Linked DNA regions of Homo sapiens: all the other regions are linked to region 3. A link is a loop called in an ENCODE intact Hi-C map of the cell type or tissue named here. Cell type or tissue: sigmoid colon. All regions are shown on one strand. Each heading gives the region's core, and the rest is flanking DNA. Links, peaks and the distances in the headings are about the cores only. Region 1 has its middle 20 kb from the start of LINC00494. Region 2 has its middle 100 kb from the start of LINC00494. Region 3 has its middle 230 kb from the start of PREX1.

What was found. Hi-C counts contacts between places; a loop is a spot of excess contacts. Peaks named below come from ENCODE experiments on the same cell type or tissue, not always from the same donor. Only the 100,000 strongest peaks of a DNase experiment are listed, where the experiment ranks them.
Region 1: a loop joins it to region 3, with 3 times the contacts of the local background. A loop is called at or near these places in 1 of 110 quality-filtered maps.
Region 2: a loop joins it to region 3, with 2.3 times the contacts of the local background. A loop is called at or near these places in 1 of 110 quality-filtered maps.

Annotation. Positions count from the first base shown.
Region 1 is chr20:48,336,795-48,342,970 of GRCh38, reverse strand. No RefSeq gene overlaps it. Among named protein-coding and RNA genes, the nearest start is that of LINC00494, 20 kb to the left of the region's middle. RefSeq lists enhancers at 2,776-2,825, 2,886-2,975, 3,286-3,395, 3,506-3,555. In sigmoid colon, for the core only: no CTCF peak of the experiment used is centred there; a DNase peak (open chromatin) is centred at 3,580; H3K4me3 peaks cover 669 bases.
Region 2 is chr20:48,257,163-48,263,338 of GRCh38, reverse strand. No RefSeq gene overlaps it. Among named protein-coding and RNA genes, the nearest start is that of LINC00494, 100 kb to the left of the region's middle. RefSeq lists an enhancer at 2,754-3,254. In sigmoid colon, for the core only: no CTCF peak of the experiment used is centred there; a DNase peak (open chromatin) is centred at 2,837.
Region 3 is chr20:48,592,195-48,598,370 of GRCh38, reverse strand. No RefSeq gene overlaps it. Among named protein-coding and RNA genes, the nearest start is that of PREX1, 230 kb to the left of the region's middle. In sigmoid colon, for the core only: no CTCF peak of the experiment used is centred there; no DNase peak of the experiment used is centred there; H3K27ac peaks cover 1,247 bases.

The sequences.
Region 1 (6,176 bases), core at 469-5,468, 260 kb after region 3:
CTCAGGCACAACCTACTTCAGAAAGGCAGCATCTCCCCCTTTCTTGGGTGTAGACCCGATGGAAATACCGACAGGTGGTGGCATTTGCCCCATGCCCTCAACGCGTGAAGTCACTGCTAATTTCACAGGAGTCGCTGGTGACATTGGGCTCTGATTGCCATGGGCTCAGTGACGGGAAGGCGCTGCCTTCTATCCTCCCCAGGGCTGCCTTCGAGGGTGACTTTCACCACGATTGGAAGGAAACAGCCAGAGACTGCAGGGCCTGAGCTGACTCAGTCACTCAGTCAAATGTTTGCGAACTGTGAGCTGTTGAGGGGAGCCCGGAGAGTGTTGCCCCCAGTAACTTCCCCAGGAGCTCGTGATCCAGCTGAGGAGCCCAGAGGATAAAATAATTCTTTAATTCACTCTGCAGACACTTGCTGAGACCTCCTCCCACCGCACTGTGTCAAGCACTGTCCTGGGCAGTGGGCCAGGGGGTCACCGTCCTTTGCTCATGGAAATGAGAAAGCACCCAGCAGTGACACCACAGGGCTTATCTGTGTGTTTGGGCAGCTCAGGTGTTATGGGAGCAGGTAGGAGCAGGAAACCCAGGACAGACTTCCAGGAGGGTGTGCTGCTGTGATGATGAGGACTCAGGCAGATGAAAAGAGCAGGGAAGAGTCCCAGGCAGGGGAACTGCACGTGCAAAATCCTGGAGGCAAGATGGAGCAGCAGAGTGAAGAAACTGAATGAAGTTCAGTGGGGTTTAAGCAGCGTTGGGGTGAGGATGACGAGGGAAGAAGGCAGGGGTTGGGGCTGGAGGAGCAGACAGTGCAGGGCCTTTCCAGCCATGTTGTGGCACGGGGGGTGTCTTTAAATGCAGTGGGAGACCTCAGTGAGGTTAGCAGGGATGTGATGTGGCCAGAAGGTCCCTCTGTCCATGGTATGGGGAATGGGGAGGAGGGGCTGCCCAGGGCCAGGGTGGTCTGTGAGGTGGGTGAAGCCATCATGTGGGTGAGAGAGGACGGTCAGCTGAGCTAGGAGGGTGACAGCAGAGGAAGAAGGAATGGAACAGAGCCAAGAGCCATTTAGCAGTCAACTCAGTAGGACTTGGGTTTGAGACGAGAGGGAGAGGAAGGGACAGGGGATGGGAGAGCTGCCCAGGGTTCTGGATGGGCCTGGAGGGACGGGGTCACCAGTCACTGAGGTGGTGACCCCCAAAGAGCCTACGTTTGGGGGTGAATTTATTGGGCTGAGTTGAAGGTGCCGTGGGACAGCCATGTGGACCTGCAGGTCTGAAGCCAGGAGAGCGGTTGGCTGGTGTGGCTAAGGAGTCCCCTGTGTGGCTGTGGCCCAAGGGTGGCTGAGACCCCCAGGAGGGGGAACAGAGCGAATGAGAAGGCAGACTCCACGGAACCTGAGGGACACCCGCATTTAGGCCCCCTGCAGGAGGATGAGATGACAAAAGTTGCTGAGAAGGCCTGGCTAGGTGGAGAGAGGAAGGAGAGGAGACAAGGAGGAAAGAGGCCCCAGGGCCACCCTCTGCAGACACCCAGGAGGGACTGGGCGGGTCCTTGTGGGGAGCACAGGGAGCTCCACAGGAAAGGCTCTGGGGAGCAGGGCTGGGAAGCCCAGTGGGAGGGCCGGGGTGAGTGGTGGTGAGGCAGAGGTGTGGACACTGCCTGGGAGACATGGAATTTCCTTAAAGGCAGGGAAGAGGGCTGCAGGGGGACTTGAGGAAAATGTATATGCAGTCATCCCTCGCCATCCACAGGGGACTGCTTCCAGGACCTCCTGCAAATACCAAAATTCACAGATGCTCAAGTCCCTAATACAAAATGGCCTAGTATTTGCATATAACCTACGCACATCCTCCCATGCACTTTAAATCATCTCTAGATTACTTATAACCCCTAACAGAATGTAACTGCTATGTAAATAGTTGTTATACGGTATTGCTTAGGGAATCGTGACAAGGAAAACAGTCTGTGCATGTTCAGTACAGACGCACATTTTTTTTCAAACATTTTTGATCAGCAGTTGGTTGAATCCATGGGTGTGGAACCCACCCACAGATACAGAGGGCAGATTGAATACGGAAGGGTAGAAACCTGTGCAGTGTGCATAGTCTACAGAGAGGCCTGGGCTGCGGGAGGCAAGCTGGGCAGGGCATCCCAGGCACAGGAAAATCCCCAGAGCTCGGGTTTACTGAGCCCGTCCTGTGCAGGCCTGGATCTGAACACTGTGCCTGCAGCATATCACTGAAGCCCCCTCCCACCCCACGAGGCAGGTCCATCATGCCACCCATTTTACAGGGGAGGAGACTGAGGCCAGAGAGGGCAAATAACCTCCCTACAGCCACACAGCTTGGAAGGGGCTGAGCCAGGGTTCCAAGGAGAGCTTGCACCCCTCCCTGCTGCTCTGTAGCCTGGTTCAGCTGCAGGAGCCAAGCCTCAGGGCAGGTTGTGGTGTGGGGCACCCCGTGGCGATGTGTGCACAGGGCCAATGAGGCGCAGGCGCAGGACTGGGGATGTGGGTGGCCATGTGCGGCGTTGCTGGTTTCTGTGGTAGGAAGAGTCGCAGCACCCAGGGCTGCAGACTTAGGTTCCTCTCTGCTGAGCCTCCTTTGGGTCAGCGACTCGGTTCCTGATTGTTTCCTGGGCTCTGGTCTAGCAGATTCTTTCGCACCTAGTCCCGGTGGGAAACACAGGCATGCAAGGCAGGGGTTTGGGGCAGAATTAAGGAAACTGGGAGCACCTGGGGACCAGCAAGTGAGGGAGCTGCCCAGAGCCCAGGGCTGGAGGGGCAGGTGGAGGGGAGTGCATGGGCAACCCTGGGAAACTCCTGCAGGGAAGGGGCTGCCCACAGGGCTGCGGTCACACCACAGCGAGAGTAAAGAAGAGGCACCCCAACCTTTCCCCTCCTGTCCTTAACCTTTAGGGGAGCCTCCCTTTTGCTGAACCCCAACTGAATGCCAGAGGGCAGGGAGCCCAGGAGATACAGTTCTCAGGGGCCAGTTCTGGGACAGGGAGCCCCAGGCAGAGAAGGGGTCCAGGTATTGGAGAGGGAGAAGGGGAATGACCAGCTGAAGCATCTGCACCTTGTCCCCACACTTGTGCCCCTGGCTGCAGGCACATCGGGTACCAGCCAGGGGAGGAGAGGGAGCTTTGGAGCCCTGGTAAAGCAGGCAGGGAGGAGGAGATTTAAGGAGAGAGAGAGGTTTGTGATGAGGGAGTGGAGGGAGGGAAGCTGTGACTGAGGAGCAATGAGTGGGCTCATGCTCAGCGTGAAGTGAACATGGGTTATTCTAATAATCTAGTTGTGATGCATTAATTTTTGGTCAGTGTACACCCTCTTGTTGCCAAGGTCTGTACAATACCAACTGCCTGGCCCATCTGTGTCCCCTGCCCGGTAGCTGTCGTGGCCTGAGTTCTCCTTTGTGGGGCTTGTAAATTCTGCTCAGATGAACGCAGTGTGGAGACCTGGCAGGCTTTGTGTGTGTGGCGGGGAGCTGGGGGGAGTCCAGATAGTAATATTGAAGGATGATTCCACTTTTCTCTCTATTTGAGTTTACGAATCGTTTTAGACTGTTAGGGACTGGGAATTTTCCAGCAGCTGCATCTGACCAGGTACAAATTGAGAACTGATCTTAGGTTCACACTGCGGTCACTCTCAGCTGTGATACGAAGTGTGAGTCATATTTCATGCATGGGCCTCCTGCCCGAAAACAGTGTCAGCTTCTGAGAAAATACAGCCCATGTGCAAGGGAACATTACGATTCCTCACAAAATGAAGACGCCCCTTCTTTGTAACCCTCCCAGCCCAAAGTGAGATCTGTCTTCCCAGGCTTCCCAGCGTCGCTAGGTTGTCAACCAAAATTGATTGAGGACTTCTTATTCTTCGGCTCGAGCGGTGGTAGATGATGCCTGGACCATCAAAACTTAGACTGACTGGGAATTCTAACATCTACAGGAGAAGGAAGAATACTTAATTAAAACACATACTTTTCAGAAGACGCGGGTATAACCACAGCAAAATGCATCATTTATAATGGAAGCACTTTTCTGTAGATGGAGACTCAGGGAATTGGAATTTTTAGCATGTTCATCTGGCACCGTGACATCACACATACGTCCTTCTTGTACATTTTAAAATCTTGTCTCTGTCTACATCTTGAGGGTTCCCTGAAGAGAGACACTTCTCTTTGTGTTTCTTTCATAACCTCTAAAATGTTCCCATGACACTTATTCTTTTCTGAGAAATTTTTTAAATTAAATTTAATTTTTTAAATTTTTATTTCAATAGCTTTTGGGGTACAGGTGGTTTTGGGTTACATGAATTAGTTATTTAGTGGTGATTTCTGAGATTTTGGTGCACCCATCACCCAAGCAGTGTACACTGTACCCAGTATGTAGTTTTTTGTTGTTGTTTTTTGTTTTCTTTTTTTTGAGACAGTGTCTTGCTTTGTTACCCAAGCTAGAGTACCATGGCACGATCTTGGCTCATTGCAACCTCCCCTCCTGGGTTCAAGCCATTCTCCTGCCTCAGCCTCCCAAGTGGCTGGGATTACAGGGGTGCACCACCACACCCAGCTAATTTTTGTATTTTTAGTAGAGACGGGGTTTCACCATGTTGGCCAGGCTGGTCTCAAACTCCTGACCTCGTGATCTACCCGCCTCCGCCTCCCAAAGTCCTGGGATTACAGGCGTGAGCCACCCCGTCTGGACCTGGTATGTAGTCTTTTAACGCTCAGCCCCTCCCAACTTTCCCCCCTTGTCCCCAAAGTCTATTATATCACTCCTACGCCTTTGCATCCTCACAGTTTAGCTCCCACTTATAAGTGAGAACATAATGATATTTGGTTTTTCATTCCTGAGTTACTTCACTTAGAATAATGGCCTCCAGCTCCATCCAAATTGCTGCAGAAGACATCATTTTATTCCTTTTTATGGCTGAGTAGTATTCCATTGTGTATATATACCACATTTTATTTTATTTTTTTAAGATGAAATCCATACTTTATTTTTTTTTCCAACTTTTATTTTAAGTTCAGGGGTACAGGTGCAGGTGTGTAGGTTTGTTACATAGGTAAACGTGTGCCATGGTGGTTTGCTGCACAGAGCACCCCTAGGTATGAAGCCCAATATCCCTAAGGTATTCTTCCTGATGTTCTCCCTCCTCCCACTCCCCACCCTCTGACAGGACCCAGTGTGTGTTGTTCCTTCACATGTGTTCGTGTGTTCTCATCATTCAGCTCCCACTTATAAGTGAGAACATGCGGTATTTGGTTTTCTGTTCCTGCATTAGTTTGCTGACAATAATGGCTTCCAGCTCCGCCCATGTCTCTGCAAAAGACATGATCTCATTCTTTTTTATAACTGCATAATATTCCATGGTATACCACATTCTCTTTATCCATTCCTTGGTTGATGGACATTTAGGTTGGTTCCATATCTTTGCAATTGCAAATTGTGCTGCTATAAACATGTGTGTGCATGTGTCTTTTTCATATAAAGACTTCTTTTCCTTTGGGTAGTTACCCAGTAATGGGATTGCTGGATCAAATGGTAGTCCTACTTTTAGTTCTTTAAGGAATCTCCATACTGTTTTCCATAGTGGCTGTACTAATTTACATTCCCACCGGCAGTGTAAAAGTGTTCCCTTTTCACCACATCCATGCCAACATCCATTGTTTTTTGACTTTTTAATTATGGCCATTCTTGCAGGAGTAAGATGGTATCTCACTGTCATTTTAATTTGCATTTCCCTGATGATTAGTGATGTTGGACCTCTTTTCATATGTTTGTTGGCCATTTGTATATCTTCTTTTGAGAAATATCTATTCATATCTTTTGCCTGCTTTTGATGGGATTATTGGTTTTTTTCTTGCTGATTTGTTCGAGTTTCTTGCAGATTCTGGATATTAGTCCTTTGCATGTCACTTATTTCTTGACTTGTCTAGATTTTGACAGGTGGCCAGAAAGACTCCTTTTTTCTGTTTTTGGGAAAAGTTCTACTAAAGGAAGATCCTTCTTGGAGAGCAGCAGAGATTCATTTGTCTGTTATTTTGGTCTCTTCAGGGATATGCTGAGTGTTGCTTTTCTACTAACAGACCCCATATCTCTGCCCACATGTATGCCGAACATCAGGCCATTCCCATTCCAGTGACTCAGCAGTGAAGAAGTCACCCATCTCGG
Region 2 (6,176 bases), core at 564-5,563, 340 kb after region 3:
CTCTGGAAAAGGCATGCACTTGTTGCTTGTCTGGTTTTTTCCTTTGGAGGGTTGGGAGCTATGCTCTTTCCAGCTTTCAATAACTCTGAAAAGAAATCAGAATACTTTTCTCCCATTTTAGCAAGGACAAAAATATTCCCAGAAGCCTCCAGCTGACTGGCCCTTCCAGCTCCTTGGCCAGCAGTGCTCAAGTGCCCACCTGTGGGATTGTCATGATTGACAGGGTTGTTCTCTCCCCTTGAACTGGACCTGTTGCTGCCCAAACAGATCCCATTTTTATTAGCAAAGAAGAGGTAAGCAACCAGCAGCTCCTGCTGCAAACTTTGTCATGTTCACTTGTTACATCTGTTTCACCTCCTAGGCTCTAAGTTCCCCTGAAGCAGGTGACATGTCCTCTTTATAACTCCTGTGGTTGCTATGATCTGGTACTTAACTTAATAACATCTGTCAAATGAATGACTCCATGAGCAGGAGTCGTATCAGAGATGTCCAAGGCTGCCATGTGTTCTGATCACCTGACATCAAGACACCCTCTGCCAGATCTCACAGTGGCCTCTCTCAGTGCATCCTCGAGGGGGAGGCCCGGCTTCCTGCTCTGAAATGGGAGGCTCAGAACCGGTCTGTGCTGTGCATTTATACTCTCCTTCATCTCACTCAATCCAACACAATGTCCCTGCAGTGTCGCTGATATCATCACTACTCTCAAGATGCGGAAATGGAAGCCTGGGGAGGTCAGCCAAGGATTTACCAGCCAGTGGGAACAGAGCCCAGGTTAGAACCTCAGCCCTAGGGCTACTGCGCTCTGCTTACACTAAATCATTACTGCCATTAATCAGCTCATAAGTGAACTTTCTAGAAAGGAGTTGTAAAACCAGGTGTGCTGTCCCAAAAAGAGCCCTAAATGGAATTGCACATATGGGAGGATGGATCCTGCCTTTCCCCTTTAGGAAACTCTTGGCCAGGTGCTTGGCTCACACCTGTAATCTTAGCACTTTGGGGGACTGAGGTGGGCAGATCACTTGAGCCCAGGAGTTTGAGAGCAGCCTGGACAACATAGTGGGACCCTGTCTCTACAAAACATACAAAATTAGTTGGGTGTGGTGGTGCATGTCTGTAGTCCCAGCTACTCGGGAGGCTAAAGTGAGAGGATCACTTGAGCCCAGGAGGTTAAGCCTGCAGCGAGCCATGATCACGCTGCTGCATGCCAGCCTGGGCTACAGGGCAAGACTCTGTCTCAAAATATATACATATAATAATAATAAATAAGAAAACTCTCGTCCACCAAAAATCCGTGTACTTTACCTTGTCCATAGAGATCTATAGCTGTGCTTCCTGGAGGCACCTTAGTCATTTTAATATTCACTTACGTGTATACTAATGCTGCTTGTATGCTTCTGTTGCATCACACAGTGAAATCCCCATGTTCAATCTTCCCTGCCCACTTATCCAGAAAATAACTATTAGTGAATTATAGAGCAAACAGACAAATTGTCACCTTTATCTGTGTTCTCAGAACCGTGATATTAACTGGCCATAACCCTCTTGTCTTTCATTAGTGAGAATTTAGAGTAACCACCATCACTCCCTGAGGTCACACATAAAACAGCTCAAAGATGACTGCAATTAAACCAGTTTATAAATTTCCCACCTCCCAACTAACCCACTCTTCATGAAGGTGCTCTATTGGGCATTGGGTATCAGTATAAATTAGACGCTACAATCACATGTAATTAAGCAGGGGGTAATGGAATAGATACCGTGCTGCAGAGATTAGTCCTGTTTTGCTGAAGCGAATTCATCTCCGTGTCAGTGTGTTCACCCAGGGAGGCAGCATGAGAAGTAATTATCTTTCTTCTGACTTAATGGTGGTTATGCTGCCATTTTTTATTACCATAATTTCTCAAGACTCATACACAGATCCCTTTCTCCTAATGCGATTGCAGTTCTACATACAAGACAGCTTATGCCTAGGTGAAAACTCAAGCAGAATTAACCATAAGACTATATAGTTATAGTTGATGCTGGAATTTGTATTTTTAAACCCAGAGCACCACGGTCCCCACTCAGGAGTAGAGAATTTAGATCATGATCCTTTGAGGGTGACTGCAGCAACTTTTGCTCTTGAAAGGCAATTTTCAGCCAAATTTCGGGGCCACCTGTGCTCCAGGTCTGTGGGCTTATTTTCCAAAGCCTCCGAATGCATCCCAGGCCACAGCCATTTTTCCTACTTTTAATGTTTCTCCTTCACACACTGATTTGTTTGACATGCTGAGAGCTTGACTTTTACAACCTTCATAAAATCCCATCTGCTACAACCCAAACTCAGCCAGAAAGTGCTCAGACAAAAATGGTACAGGTTGTATTATAGTCTCTTGATGGAGATTAAAAAATACACACTGAGTGATTTTTTTCCTTTTTTTTTTTTTTTGTTGTTGCCTATAAGTCAAGGAAATAAAACAGCAACTCCAGCTTTGCAAGGTAGATGGAACCAGGGGGTGTTCTGCACAAAAGGGCTGCCAAGGAATTTGCAGGCTGAAGAAGCGAGGTGTGGAAGCATCAAGAGAATGGTCCCCTTGAGGTTAAATCAACAATAAGGAGAGAGTTGGGGTGGCGTGAGGAGCTTGAAAGGCTTGATTGTGCAGCCAGGATGATCGCACAAGATGATGTCATGGGTGACGAAGGACACGGGAGGAGAAAGGCTGTGGGTGGAGGTGGCAGGGACTGGAGCATTGGGAGGCCGTGGGGGTCCTGAGGATTCTGCTGAGCCCCATCCAGGCCCGGCTGAGTCATGGCTGAGTGACTTCCCAGGCTGGGGACATCTGAGGCTCTAAAGGTCCTAAGTCTCCCAGGCAGACACCGAGCTCTGGAATGGGGCCAGCCATCCCCAGCTGCCTAGAAGGACCTGGAAAACAGGCTGAGGCCTTGAATACAGAGGACCAGGGAGTTTGCTGGGAATTATGGGGAGGAAACACGGCTCAGGGAGTTTTACAGATCCTCTGACATCATGGGTGTCTGAGCTGGTGAGTTAAGACCAGCCTACAACACATGACCCACAGCTCCTGCCTACAGTGAACACACACACACGCGCACACGTGCTCATCGGAACACACATGTGCATAATACTACTGTGTAGTCATTTGTTCATTTGTTCTGCAAGCATTTCTGGAGCACCTCCTCGTGCCGGGTACTGCATTCTGTTCCAAGGAAACGTGGATGAACAGGACCCGGTTCCTAGGCACCAGCAGCTCCTGGTACTCTCAGACAACTGGGAAAAGAGATGGGGTCTGAAGTGGAAAGATATAAGAAGTCTGAAATCCTACTTTGCATGTTGGCCTCAGTCCAAAATTCCTCACCTGCTCAGAGACCAAAGACCACACCCCCTGCATGCAGTAGGCCCAGTACACAGTAGGAAGAGCAAGCCAGACCTGCCTGTGACAACCCTCTCTTCCTCCTCCCTCTTCTTGAAAGCTTTGATTCATTCCCTGCCCCGCTTCTGGACAGTCTTTCTGCAGCTTGTTTTAATCACTTTTTGAGTTAAAAGTCAGTATTTAATTAACCAAGTAATTACATTCAGCTTACGTTTCAATCTGGTGCAGGTTTGCTCCTCTGTGCAGGTTGGGACCCCTGCCCTCTTGCCCCTCCATCTGTCCCCTGTCTCTTTCCCACAGGGCCCACCCTCACCTTTGGGGCAGAGACTGGGAGGCTGTGCTGGAGCAGGTTCTCGGCGGGAGACAGGAAGCAGGTGAGACGGGCTTCCCTTGGAGACGCCCCTGTATTTCACTGGGTAGTAAAGGGGATTTCTTACTGCACCTCTGCCTCCCATTACAGAAACCCCAAAAGGTTCTAGTTAGATTAAAGCTAATCATTAAGTGGCAAAGGGGGTGAGGAAGACAGGATGAAGACATTTCACCCTGTAGAAGATGTTCTCCCCACTTTGCTTGTCCCATGTCATACAGAAGAGGAAACTCAACCTGACAGCCTGTCAGGCGTGTAGTCTAGAGTTCTAATAAGAAACTTGAAAGGTGAAGGTGGTGGGCTTGACCGATGGCACGTGGGACATTTGCACATTAAGGTCCCTTCCTTCCCTGGCCAAGTTTATGTACATAAAGTCATGATGTTGGCACCACTGCTGCACCTGAGATTTGGGTGGATAAGACTGTGAGTAGATGCACACACAAACACATACACACATTTTATTTGAACTTGAGACTTTTTCTGAAACTCTAATAACCTACTAAGTTTCCAAATGTATTGACTGATCCATGAATTGACTGTAAAATGCCCAGCTTGGAGGAGCACAAAGCGTCCATATGTGTGTCCTGTGTGTGTGCATTTGTGTGCACATCTGTGAGTCTATCTGCCCAGGATACAACTCACATTCAACCATCATCCCAAGGACCTGGTTAATGCGCAGCTGCAATTGCCAACCCAAAGGGATACCCATGATGCTTGGAATCTATCTGTTGATCCACTTATCGTTTGTAGGGCATTTTTGAAAATTATCCAAATAATATTACCCCATTCCATGTCCTTTTGTTTGAAGGCACCAGGAACGGCTGCTGTTGGGTGGGGAGTTTGTACCCAGTGTTAAGTGCCAAACATCCTGGAACGTTTCCCAAAGGATGGGGCAGGGGCCACTGATAAACAGAAGGATTAGAGAATCGGCTCCATGATTAAGGTAGTTCACATGAAATACCACCAAATCAGGCACTAAAAAGTTATCCCCTTTTCCACTTTCTGCCAGCCCTCCCAGAACCTCAGATAGAAAGATCCAGGTTGGGCCAGGCTTAGTGGCTCACTCTTGTAATCCCAGCAATTTGGGAGTCCGATCACCTGAGGTCAGGAGTTCTAGACCAGTCTGGCCAACATGGTAAAACCCCATCTCTACTAAAATACAAAAATTAGCCAGGCTTAGCGGTGTGTGCCTGTAATCCCAGCTACTCAGGAGGCTGAGGCAGGAGAATCACTTGAACCTGGGAGGTAGAGGTTGCAGTGAGCCAAGATGGCACCACTGCACTCCAGCTTGGGTGACAAAGCAAGACTCCGTCTCAAAAAAAAAGGTAAAAATGAAAGTTCCAGGTTGGTGCAAATAGGTCTTCACAGTGGCCTGAAAAGAGAGAGATGGAGAAACAGAGACAGAGAGAGAAGATGGGGCCAGGGGTAGTTTAAAAGGAATATTTTGTGGTTGGAAATTAGCAATATTGTTTTGTTTTGGCTTTTTAAATTTTTTTTTTTACTGTGAAATAACTTAGATCCACAGAGAGTGGCAAGGAACTGTTTAAGGAGGTCCTATGTACCCTTCACCCAGCCTCCCCCAATCATCACATCTTGCATCACTAAAGTACAATATGACAAGCTGGAAATTGACATAGGTGCAATCCACAGAGCTTATGTAGATTTCACCAGTTATGCAATTTTATCACATATGCGGTTTTGAGTAACCACCACCATAGTCAAGCTACAGAACTGTCCCGTCACTTCAAGGGTCCCTCTGCCTCCCTCTAGGACCACACTAGCCAGTCCCTAACCCCCTGCAACCTCTAACTGATCTCCATCTCTAGAATTTTTTAAATTTCAAAAATGTTATATAAAGGGAATCATACAGCATGTAACATTTTGGTGTTGGCTTATTCTTCTAGTAAGCATCATTCCCTTGATGTTCATTTTGGTTGCTGTGTGCAGCAATAATTTCTCCTTTTTATTGCTGACATATTCCACATTATGGATGTTCCAGGGTTTGTTTAATCATTCACCCATTGAAGGACATTGGTATAGTTTCCAGTGTGGGGCCATTATGAATAAAGTTGCTGTGAAATTTTCTGTAGAAGCTTTTACATGAACATATGTTTTATTTCTGTGGAATAAAGGCCTATAAGTGCAATTTCTGGATCTATGGTAAGTCTATTTTTAGCTTTAAAAGAAACCGTCCTATAGTTATGGAACAAGATAGTACAGGTTCACTTTTCCCTACTCTTCCCCTCATAATACAACTAAATGCCCTAGAAATAATTTAACAGACAAGCATAAAGCGCTCTGAAAGACGGAATGAAGAAGATGCACTGGCTAAGAACCTTAGGACTTTGATAATGACACCTAAGTTGAGTTACTTGTCTTGTTGTTGTTGTTGTTGTAACTTCCCATACACCCTACACTAGGCACTGGAGAGGCCGGCAACC
Region 3 (6,176 bases), core at 493-5,492:
ACGGGGCTGTCACTCTACTGTTCAAGGCAGACCTGAGAGCCACCTGGAGTCCCTCAGTGTGGCTTTTCCACTCTGACCCAAGGCAGGCCGCCTCTGCACACCTGCCCTGTCCACACTTAGGCAGAGCCCCCATCACTTCTCCCTGGGTCACCGCAGATGCCTCCACCCGGGGCCTCTGCAGTTTACTGTCTCCATGGCAAAGACAGGACACTTTAAACCTGCAAGTCAGGCCTTGTCATCTCTCTGCCTGCTGCCCCCACGGCTTCCCACCTGACTCAGAATGAATGCCAGCGCCCCGGCCTTGGCCCCAGCCTGTGCCACATGACTGCCCTTTGTCCTCCGGGTCCTCTCCCCACCTTCCCCTTCTCTGTGACCTGCAGGCTGACCAGGTGGCCCACACCACAAGGCTCCCTTGCTTCTGATTCTTGATGTGTCCCCCCAGTGGGGAGTCCCAGTGGGAGGTCAGCAGGGTGGTGTTGGGGCTCACCTGGCTCCTTCATTTCAGGGTCACCTGGGGCTGGCTGTGCCCTGGCCTCCTTTCTATCCTCCACTAGAGGATTGTCTTTCCTGCCCCAGGGACTTTGCACTGCTGCTTTCTCTGCCTGGACTGCTCCTTACCCAGCCCCTCCAGCATTCAGTACATAGTGCATCCACGGGCTGCATGAGGCAGCCTGAGGGAGGGAGGGGCAGGTTGTGCAAGAGAAACAGGAGCTTCCCTTGGGCCACGTGGACCTGGGGCAGAATAAACTTTGGTGGCATCTGGAGCTCAGCGCCTGGAGCTCTGAGAAGGGGAGTGAGCTGGAAACAAATGCCTGGCGGTACCTGGGCCGATGGGTTTTCTTCAATGTCACCTCCTCAGGGACACCCTCCACAACCCTCCTGTCCGTCATGGGTGCACCCTGTTCTCCCCATTGATCCCTAAAGCACCACACTGTTTATTTTCTTCATTACACAAATGTCATGATGATATTATCTTACTTGATTATTCATGTACTTGGGTTTTGTCCATCTCTTCCAATAGACTAAATTTCATGAGATCAATGACCTTGACTGCCATGTTACCATGCTAAATCACAAGTGTGTGAAACAGTCCCAGACACATAGTAGGGGCTCAGGAAATACTAGCTGAATAAATAAGCAAATTAGGGAATACATATGTGAGCATGAGCATACACAATTACACTTATACCCATATCTATTCGTATACATATATTTATTTCCATAGAATCCATGGCCCATATGCATTTATTATCCATGCATTTTCTTACACAGCAGAATTTCTTGAGTGGATGCTTAATAACTGATGGTGAACAATGCTTCCAACACAGGTGTGGACACATTCCCACAATACACCTAGGGGCCTCACCTGTGCAAACATTCATGTACAGAATGGAAGAGACTGCTGACTTCCTCCAATTTTGTTCTCCCTTTCCTCTTTCAGGAAGAAAGAATTCAGCTGGCACATAGCTACCCAAAATAATGACTACATTTCTCAGCCTCCCTTGCGATTATATATGTGAATGTGTAATTAAGGTGTTGTCAATGGAACAGGAACAGAAGGGCCATGTGTAATTTCCAGAAAGTGTCTTCAGGGAACAGGAACACATGTTTCTGCACCTCCCTCCCCACTGCTAAGTGGAATGTGAGTGTGATGGCTGGAGCTCAAGCAGCCATATTGAATTATGAGGTGTGTAATGCGTTGTGCTTGACTGAATAACTGGTTTGTGCCTGAATCCTTTTTCCAAGTGAAGCTATTCCATCAGCCCTGGCTACTTACTTCTGGGCTTTGCTTACCACAGAGGCAAATCATTTTATGTCTTCCCTAAGGCACATTTATAATGGGTTTATTGTCACTTGCAGCTGACTCTGCTGCTAATTTACACACACACAACCTTTAGTCTCCTTTCGTCACTGTGGAAACCACTGGGATGTGGGAGGGGTCTTTTTCAATGGGTTCACTCAGATCCTTTGGAGAGAGCTGCGTATTGATCCCACCCATGTCACCAGTGCCTCCCTACAGTTCCTGCTTACAACCATGCATCCAGAACCAGACATTGACCTAGACTCTCCCTCCCAAAATAAGGATCGTCCAACTTCTGTGGATTTATGCTTTGTCCTTCTTTCTCTACTCTGTCTGGGGAAGATTTATGGAGACACAACAGCATGAAACCTGAGTGACTTAGAGCTTGGGGACGTCGACCACAGCATCATGTGGTTTCTCTTGGGAAGCCCCGCCCCCCAGCTGCTCCCTTCCTAAGGCCCCACTTGCCCTTCCAGGCTCAGCCCAGTCCTGCCTCTTCCCAGGAGTCTCCTCTGAGCTTCTGGGTCACAGGGAAGGGTCTCCTCTGAGCCCTGAGACAGACCTGCCCGCCCACCCACTGGGGTTCATGTCTGCTCAGAACTCCTCCTCCTCCCCAGGGCCTCCTGTGGGGTCCTCAGAGAGCTGCTTGTCCCCAAAAGGCCCAGGGCTGTCCTCGGGGTTTTTCTAAATGAGGACTGAGTATTAAACACATCACAGACAGGACCACAGTATCCCACACTACGCCATAAAAGGAAAGTTACAACTTTCAGCCTCTGTAAATATTTAAAAGTAATGAAATTATACTCCAAGTCTTATAAAGATGGCCATAAATCTCTAGTCCACGTTGATTATATGTGGGTGCGCCAATGTAGTAAACATGCACACATCATACATTATAAATGTACTGCTCCAGGCCCATAAACTTGATGTAAAACTAACCTGTGAGCTACAACAGGCATTATACATTTCATTAACACTGGCTTTGCTTGTCTTCTTAGAATTTAGATGGTCTATTTTGGAATACTTTGGGTGGCCCGATACTGTGATGAAAAGCTGATGTGGGAATGTGTGTGAGTTTAGCGAGCAGGGGGAGGTGAGGCTCCTGTTGTTCACCTTGGAATGTGAATTTGAGAAATAGCCTGCAGCTTCCTTCCTTTTTTCTGGCTGGCAAGCTCATGCCTGAGTCCTCCTAGGGGACTGAAAGGTGAGTGACAGGTACGGAGGCACTGCTGTGCGCTGCGTTCTCACATTTAGTTAGTTACACCATTTGTCCATGAAGAAATGCGGAGATTGCAATTTGTTTCAGGGTGTTGTAGTCTCTGTGTTAAACAGAAGCGTGTTTTGATTGCAAAGGATGTAAGCCCAATTCCACTGACTTAAGTCAAAATGGGACATCATTGGCCCAGCAGTGGGAAAGTCTAGGGGTTTCAGGAGAGGCTGGATCTAGGAGCTCTAGTGATACTATGAAGCATTTGTCTCCCTTTCTCATCTGTGATTTTTGCTGTTGACTTCATCCCCTGGAAAGCTCTTCCCTCACAGTGATGGTGATGGCCCCCATCAACTCTGGTCTGCTATCCTACCAGCTCAGCAAAGCCCAGTGGAAAGACACTTTCTCCCTTGTGAGAGTTCCAGCAATATCCCAGTGACTCTCAGTAAACTAGAGTGAGGCCCACTGACTGTTGGCTGCTCTGATTGGCCTGGCTTAGGCGACATGCCCACCCTGAAGTAGACTGTAGGAGTCATTCCCCTACAAAACACATGCACTGTGTGTGGGGGGGAGCTATCCAGTCGGGTTCTTTGGTTTCCAGCAACAGAAACTGGATCTGGCTCACTGAGGCCGATGGGGTTTACTGGATGCAGAAAGGAGGCTCAGATGATCAGCTAAGCCTGAGAAGCAGACTTGGGACAGGTGGGAACCAGGAGAGCTCCAGATGGCCCTGTGGCAGAGACTGCATAAGTGGTGACCTTGTGACCAACATACAATGAAATGATCCCAGTAACTATTTGTTTTGTGGGTTTTTTTTTGTCTGTTTTGGAGACTGGGTCTCACTCTGTCGCCCAGGCTGGAGTGCAGTGGTGCTATCTCAGCTCACGGCAACCTCCACGTCGAAGGCTCAAGTAATCCTCCCACCTTGGCCTCCCAAATAGCTGTGACTACAGGCACATACCACCATGCCCAGCTAATTTTTGTAGAGACAAGATTTCGCCATGTTCAACAGGATTCAAGTGATTCTGCTGTCTCAGCCTCCCAAGTAGCTAGGACTACAGGCACCCGCCACCACGCCCGGCTAATTTTTGTATTTTTAGTAGAGATGGGGCTTCACCATGTTGGCCAGGCTGGTCTTGAACTGCTGGACTCAAGTGATACACCCACCTTGGCCTCCCAAAGTGTTGGGATTACAGGCATGAACCACCACTCCAGGCCCAGTAAATATTTGCTGGCTGAAAGAATGCATAGATGAATGAACAAGTGAATGAATGAAAAGGATGGGGCTTAGAAACTGCTCAGACAAAAGCACAGATATCGATTTTATCTTTCTTTCCCCCAGAACCTTTCTCCACCACTCAGACCCTGGTAATAACCTCCAGCTTCCTGATGCCCATCATTCCCTTTGCTTTCAAGATCCTGAGGCCAGGATACACCTCCTTTCTTACCACCTGTGCTAACTGTCTCCCTCCTAGGGTCCTCAGTGGCTCATGTCCTGGGACCTCTGCCTCCTTGTCTCTCCTCAACTGCTTTCTTGCACAATCCCTCTTTGCTCACAGCTTCAGGTCATCTCATTTCTGGTCCTAATCTCTTTATCAAATTCTCTTCTGAGGTCTCCCAAATCTAATACCCAGACTCCATTTGTTAGACACCGTCTATATGCTGAACCCTTTGCTAAGCACATGTGATGCTTCGTGTAATCCCCATGACAATCCAGAAAAGATGCCAGTTATTCTGTCCATTGTATGGATGGGGAACAAGAGGTTCAGGGAGGTAAAGGGCCTTGCCCAAGGTCACTCTGGTGCTCACAGATCTAGGATCCAAACCCCAAAGGCTATAATCCTATCCTCGCCTTAGCACCTGCAACTAAGTTGGCTGAGACTCAGTTCTTCACCCATCCCCCTTCAGATGACCAAACCATCCTTTTAGGTGCCAGGATCCAAATTTGGGAAACTTCCTAATTGCCTCTCTCTGTCCACCATATCCAAGCAAATACCTAGGGCTACTGTGTCCATCTTCCTGGGCCCCTTCTTCCTAAAAAGAAATAAATTAAACTTATATTTTATGACTATGTTGGCATAAAAGCAAATATAATCCAGGCTAAAGTATAGTCACTTTTTCTTCTGATTTTCTTTTCCTTTTTTTAGGTGGAAGCTCGCTCTGTCACCCAGGCTGGAGTGCAGTGGTGCCACCTCGGCTCACTACAACCTCCGCCTCCAGGATTCAAGTGATTCTCTTGTCTCAGCCTCCCAAATAGCTGGGACTACAGGCACCCGCCACCATGCCCGGCTAATTTTTGTATTTTTAGTAGAGATGGGGCTTCACCATGTTGGTCAGGCTGGTCTCAAACTCCTGATCCGCTCGCCTTGGCCTCTCAAACTGCTGGGATTATTGGCATGAGCCACCGCACCTGGCCCTGATTTTCAAAGAAATGAAAATATTTGTGTGGGCTCCTACAAGTGCCATGAGCCCTAAGCACTGCTCCCTCTGGGCCTAACGGACAATTGCCCCCACCTTGTTCATTTCTTGACTGGCCAGTGACAATAGCTGACCTCTCACCTGCAGCCTGTCCTGAACACACTGGCAGAGTCCTTCCGGATCTGGGGTTGGTGCCCATTAAGCATCTGTCTCTCCTCTGTCTTCTGGTGACGGTAGCCCAGTTTCACTTGGAGAATCTTTTGTCCCCCACTTTCAGGCTGATCCTAATTCTGGTTCCATGGGAGGACACATGACCCAGGCCTAGTCAGTCAGAGCAGGGGTCCCCAGCCCCTGGGCCACGGGCCAGTACTGATCCGTGGTCTGCTGGGAACTGGGCCGCCCAGCAGGAGGTGAGTGGCCATCAGATCAGCAGCGGCATTAGATTCTTATAGGAGCGGGAACCCTATTGTGAACTCCACATGTGAGAGCTCCAGGTTTCATGCTCTTTATTAGAATCTAAGTAATGCCTGTTGATCTGAGGTTGAACAGTTCATCCCCAAACCATCCCTACCCCTGCCCCCTGGTCTGTGGAAAAATTGTCTTCTACCAAACCAGTGCCTGGTACCAAAAAGGTTAGGGAACTGCTGTTGGGGGAAGCTGGGCAAAGGGGATTCTACATGGGATTCTTTGTAATATGTTTTTTTTTTTATTTTGATGGTAATATTTTATTTTTTCAGAATATATTTTCCT